2 separate regions of the Homo sapiens genome follow, and region 2 is linked to region 1. Evidence: read pairs that join two places in POLR2A ChIA-PET (ENCODE). Cell type or tissue: GM12878. All regions are shown on one strand. Each heading gives the region's core, and the rest is flanking DNA. Links, peaks and the distances in the headings are about the cores only. Region 1 has its middle 12 kb from the start of UCP2. Region 2 overlaps C2CD3 (C2 domain containing 3 centriole elongation regulator).

What was found. ChIA-PET counts read pairs that join two places held together with the same protein. Peaks named below come from ENCODE experiments on the same cell type or tissue, not always from the same donor. Only the 100,000 strongest peaks of a DNase experiment are listed, where the experiment ranks them.
Region 2: POLR2A ChIA-PET joins it to region 1 with 5 read pairs; 8 of 35 experiments call an interaction of 5 or more read pairs at or near these places.

The regions. Positions count from the first base shown.
Region 1 is chr11:73,993,781-73,996,698 of GRCh38, forward strand. It overlaps the pseudogene LOC100421622. Among named protein-coding and RNA genes, the nearest start is that of UCP2, 12 kb to the left of the region's middle. In GM12878, for the core only: no CTCF peak of the experiment used is centred there; a DNase peak (open chromatin) is centred at 1,600; H3K27ac peaks cover 1,745 bases.
Region 2 is chr11:74,053,514-74,056,431 of GRCh38, forward strand. C2CD3 (C2 domain containing 3 centriole elongation regulator) reads right to left here. Exons shown (of 33, transcript NM_001286577.2): 26 at 1,094-1,158. Among named protein-coding and RNA genes, the nearest start is that of UCP3, 46 kb to the left of the region's middle. In GM12878, for the core only: no CTCF peak of the experiment used is centred there; no DNase peak of the experiment used is centred there.

The DNA of each region.
Region 1 (2,918 bases), core at 329-2,828:
TGCCACCACACCTGACTAATTTTTGTATTTTTAGTAAAGGTGGGCCAGGCTGGTCTTGAACTCCTGACTTCAAATGATCCACCCACCTCGGCCTCCCAAAGTGCTGGGATTACAGGCGTGAGCCATCACGCCTGGCCCATTTTAGCATTCTCTTAAGGATGGCTTGTTGCACTTTGAATAAATTCGAAATGGGTTAAAAAGCAATGGCCAGGGGCAGTGGCTCATGCCTGTAATCCCAGCACTTTGGGAGGCCGAGGCAGGCAGATCACTAGGTCAGGAGTTCCAGAACAGCCTGGCCAACATGGCAAAACCCTGTCTCTACTAAAAATGCAAAAATTAGCTGGGCGCAGTGGCACATGCCTGTAGTCCCAGCTGCTGGGGAGGCTGAGGCAGGAGAATCGCTTGAACCCAGGAGGCAGAGGTTGCAGTGAGCCGAGAACATGCCACTGCGCTCCAGCCTGGGTGACAGAGTGAGACTCCGTCTCAGCAAAAAAAAAAAAGAGAATGTTTTCCAAGGCTTCTTATAAGATGTCAGTGAATCTTCATAGTCTGAGTTGAGACCTTCTAAAACAAGCTTAAGGTATGCTGATTTGCATACCTTTGACAAGGTTTAACTGACATATAATTTATAAATATCCACAGGAATTTTTAATGTTCCATCATATCATTTCTCAATACTGGATGTTCATTATTTTATACTTTTGCTACTTTAAATACCAAGAAGCCTTTTCACAGGAAGAATAAAATCTCCATTATCCTCCAGAGTGTAGGTAACAAAATATAAAATTAAACCAGATATACGTTTGACAAACTAACACTGAAAATCACCAATATTCATAATGACATTACATTAACAGTTATCATAAAGTCTATAAAGTTTATCCTTAGATTTATAAAAAAATGCAGATTGTCTCAAGGTAAAAAATATAGTAAGTGCTTTTTGCTAAAAAGCTCTTTGTTGAATTAGGATGTGTTATAATGATCAAGACACCAGACAATACTAAATGTTACCCAAACTACAACACAACACACTTTGAACATAATTTAAGCCTAAATTATTCTGCACCAGCAGGATTCTTTTTAGTGCCTGGCAGTATAAAGCTTTATAAAAGCTTTATAAAAGCTTTTTTCTTAAAGGTATTTAAGAAAAAAGACACAAAGTGTGAATAACAAGTTATGTGAAAAAATTAATACCAATGAAGATTAGCAGAGAGAAGTGAGGAAGGTGACCATCTCTCCATTCTGATAAGATGCCATCTCTACACATTACATTCTTTTCAAGAAGTAGAACTTAAGATTTAGGTAAAGAAAACTGGAAAAACCAGCCTGAATGTGAATATCTAGTGTTAAAGCAACTTCCTAGAATGAGTGAATAAAGTTAAGAACATATATAGTTTTCTACTGGAAAGTAAGAGTTTTTGAAGGCTTTCTTTTCTGCAAGGTTTGTAGTGTGACTGTTTTCCTACAAACTCATTGAATTCAGAGCTAAACAGTGGAATTACAAGCATAGCTCAAGAGGAACCCAGTCTGTTTCTGTTGTAGCAACCTAAGATTTCTGTTATGTTGTTGAATCTGTGGTTGCTTCCTCAATGACCATTTCAAATGACTCTGTCCTCTCATCTGCTCAAAGCAGGAAGTCAAATCAGGTTTTCCTTTTTCATCAGAAGCATCACCACACTTTCTGTTTGCGTTGATGAGATGGTACAGCATAGTGACATATCCACAGAAATCCTGCAAATCCACTTTGCTCCTTAATATTTTCAATGCTTTATGGGCACCCATACGACACAAGCAAACCCTCCTTGTGGTTTTATTTTATCAAATGGAAAAGATTTCTCTCATCCCATCATTCAACATTGTAAGCACATGTGAAGCATGAATTACTTCAAGGATCATAACTCCAAGACATAATAATAATATAGCAAGAATAACAATGGTGAAATATATCTTGACAGTTTTTGAGATCTTGTACCTTTGGAAAGTAAAAGAAACGGGGATATGACTTCTGGGGATGACTTCTGGATAACTGGTCTAATATGCTGAGGAGCTCTACTCTGATGGATTTGGATTCATTGGTGAGAGGAGCCATGAAACAAGCAATATACAATTCTTGTTTAGAACTCTGCTGCAAGTCACAGGTTCCAAATCAAGAAGGCTTTCACAGTGTAAGATACTGAGAAGAAAACCACAGTTGGGTTGTTTTGGTTGTGTGACCACATCACTGAGACACAGACACAGTGTTGTGCTTTTCAGAGTAAGTGCCTGATCAAAATTTCTCTCTATTCTGTACTTCTTTTTCACCAGTGTTTTGAACGTTTTGTAGGTCTTTAAAAAAGTTGTCCAGATGCTCATATGAAAATTTGCAAACTTTTGGTGAAAGATTTCCCATCATTAAACCAGCAAGAGTAGCCAGGCATGGTGGCTAGCACCTGTAATCCCAATGACTTGGGCAGCTGAGGTGGGAGGATCACTTGAGTCCAGAAATTCAAGACCAGCCTAGGCAACAAAGCGAGCCCCTGTCTCTATAAAAAATTTTAAAATTAGCTGGGCCTGGTGGCAGGTGCCTGTAGTCCCAGCTACTTGAGAGGCTGAGGCAGGAAAATTGCTTGGGCCCAGGAGTCTGGAGGCTGCAGTGAACCGTGATCACGCCACTGCACTCCAGCCTGGGTAACAGTGATACCCTGTCTTAAAAAAAAAATCTGTTTACAGACTGAAGCAACCCTCCCGCCTTAGCCTCCTAAAGTGCTGGGATTACAGGCATGAGCCACCACTCCCAGCCTAAAGTAAACTTTTATTGAAGTAAAACACATATAAAACAGTGCACAAATCCTAAGTATACAGCATGAATAACTTTTATAAAGCAAACATCCCTGTATAATGAGCACACATGAGGAAACATTACTAACACCCAGAAGTGA
Region 2 (2,918 bases), core at 174-2,673, 60 kb after region 1:
GCCTCTTAATAAAACTGGGTCCAAAGACCATAATATCAGCACATCCCTCTTGGGAAGGTTCTTAAAATAAGAAAAAATATGTGGTTAGACTTTCTTCTTGTGTACTACCTGATAATGCAAGGGTCTTGGTTAATAAGCCAGAGTCAACAGAAGGCTTAATATCATCATACAAACGTGGGGGGAAGCCACTTGTATGTGGCAGGCTGTACGTTATGATGGTTGACAGATACAACAGGAAAGACTGAAATGTACTTGGATTTCTGCACTAAGCAGGTAGTCAAAATTATATAATTTTTAAGTACTTGAATTCTGTAGGAGAATAGGCCAGGTATGGTGGCTCATGCCTGTAGTGTCAGCACTTTGGGAGGCTGAGGCAGGAGATTGCGGCAGGAGATTGCTTGAGCCCAGGAGTTAGAGATAGAGGAGTTAGAGCCTGGCAACATAGTGAGACCTTGTCTGTACAAAAAAATAATTAGCAGCCAGGCGCGGTGGCTCACGCCTGTAATCCCAGCACTTTGGGAGGCCGAGGCGGGTGGATCACGAGGTCAGGAGATCGAGACCACCCTGGCTAACACGCTGAAACCCTCTCTCTACTAAAAATATAAAAAATTAGCCGGGCGTGGTGGCAGGCGCCTGTAGTCCCAGCTCCTTGGGGGGCTGAGGCAGGAGAATGGCGTGAACCTGGGAGGCGGAGCTTGCAGTGAGCCAAGATCGTGCCACTGCCCTCCAGCCTGGGCAACACAGCAAGATTCTGTCTCAAAAAAAAAAAAAAAAAAAAATTAGCTAGGCATAGTGGTATGTGCTTGCGGTCCCCGCTACTCAGGAGACTGAGATGATCATGCCACTGTACTCCAGCTTAGGTGACAGAGCAAGATCTTGTTCAAAAAAAAAAATTTTTTTTTTCTTACAGGAGAATAATGTGGCCTTCTGGGGGATTACCCTCTACCACATATCTGCATTCCCAGCACTGTCGGGAATGCTTCACTTGGTTTGGAAAAAAAAAAAAAAAAAAAAAAAAAGGAATGGTAGATTGTTAACAGGATGTGAGCTTATTTTTACAAGCAAGCAGATATTCTTTTAACAGAGTTCATACCTCCTTTATGCCAAACTTTGAAGACCAGGGTTTGTTGTGGGTCCAGAAGCAGCTCTTTTGATAGCCTATTAAGAAAAACAACCACTGTAAACTAAATGTATAGGAACTTTCTGTAGTATAAAACTTAGATTTGAAGAATATCTTGTAATTTGCAAAGCACTTTCCCAACACTATTTCATCTTCTTAGCCATCTTCTGGCATATATTTTTATCTTCACAGTTAAAATGAGGGGATGGAAGCTCAGAGAGGTGAAGTAACTTGCCAAGACTTGAAAACAGGCTCCCCTGACACAACATTTCCTCCCCACCACTCCCAAAGTTTCCCTAAGACAGAGGAGGAAGTATGGAAAAGAAGTTCCTCAACATGCATTTAAGAGTTTTACTGGAATGGGTAATGATTCCGCTTATGCCTTAGAATGAGAGAATGGAGAGAAGGGAAGAGGAAGAGAAAAAGAACATTTACTGAGTGCCTACCTTGGGCCAGGCATGGCACCACGTGTTTCATATACATTTCATCTGCACAAAAGCCTATAACATGGACATTATTATCCTTATTTTACAGATGATAAGGTTGGACTCAGAGAAGTAAAATGGTTTGCTTGAGGTCACTTAAGAGTCAGTAAGTAGTAGGGCTAGGATTTAAACCCTGGCTTGCCTGACCTCAATGCTACACCATGCAGAGGCAAGGCAACAAAATAAGAAAATGCCTAACTTTCACACCAGATAAAGAAGCTGAAGTGGAATCCACTGAACACCTCCAATACATTTATATATTACATAAATTACAGTTTTAAGTGACAAAGTGTTGGAAAGTTCCAAACCAGGTGCCAGTGCTCCAGGTAAGCAAGATGGAGATCTAGAGAAAACCAAGAGGCTTGATTTCATTCCCCAAACACCCCTGGGGAAGTGAATAGAGCCTACTTCCTGACCAATGAGCGGCACGGTGCTAAAGTGAAACAAATATTGGTCAGAGATTCTAATTCTAGCTGGGAATTAAAAGATTCACCTCTGAATGCTAGCTCTGCTATTATCACCTGAGTGACTCTGGCCATGCACTTAGCTTCTTCCAGGCCTGGTTCTCTTACCTGTTAAATGGGATAATACTATTGACCTGCAAGTTGCTATGAAGATCAAAAGAAACAATTTTGTGATAAAGGAATTATAAACAGTGCCATTATTCATTTTTCTTCCAATCCTGCCTCTGTTGCCAACAGACTATGTAGCCTCCCTGGGCCACAGTCTCCTCAAGTGTAAAGTGAAGAGATGAAATCAGGATATTGCTAATGTCCCTTCATCACGTTTGTGAAGTTTTGTAATTCTGTTAGGTTTTTAGGTTGTGAATGAACAAGTCACCTCCACTTAGAAGCTCAGTCCTCTGGTTTCCTGCCTTTTGGGGAGGATCTGATATTTTATATGAAGTACTCTGGCCACTATGGCCAGAATTTCTATAATTTCCAGTAGCTCACTATAGATAGCACTGAGTTTTCACTGCAGTTCTAGCTCCTGACTCATCCCAGCCTCTCAAATTACAAATCACTGAACCTGTGACCAACTGCTGAGACTCAATAAGTACACAAACACTGTGAGAAAACAGAAGACCAGACACCATGGGTATGGCTAGTGTTGGTGGACAAGAATTAAACTTTATAAAAGGTGATACAGTATAAATTCTAACAATGATTTTGTTACTATTATCATAACATTGCATCACATTTAATAAAGTTTAATTCATGGCTTCCTATGCCAGCCCCCTCACATTTAATTAGCCCTCTTTGTCCTAATAAAATCTGAGTGGCACCACACAGTGGCTGACAGAACTTTACCTC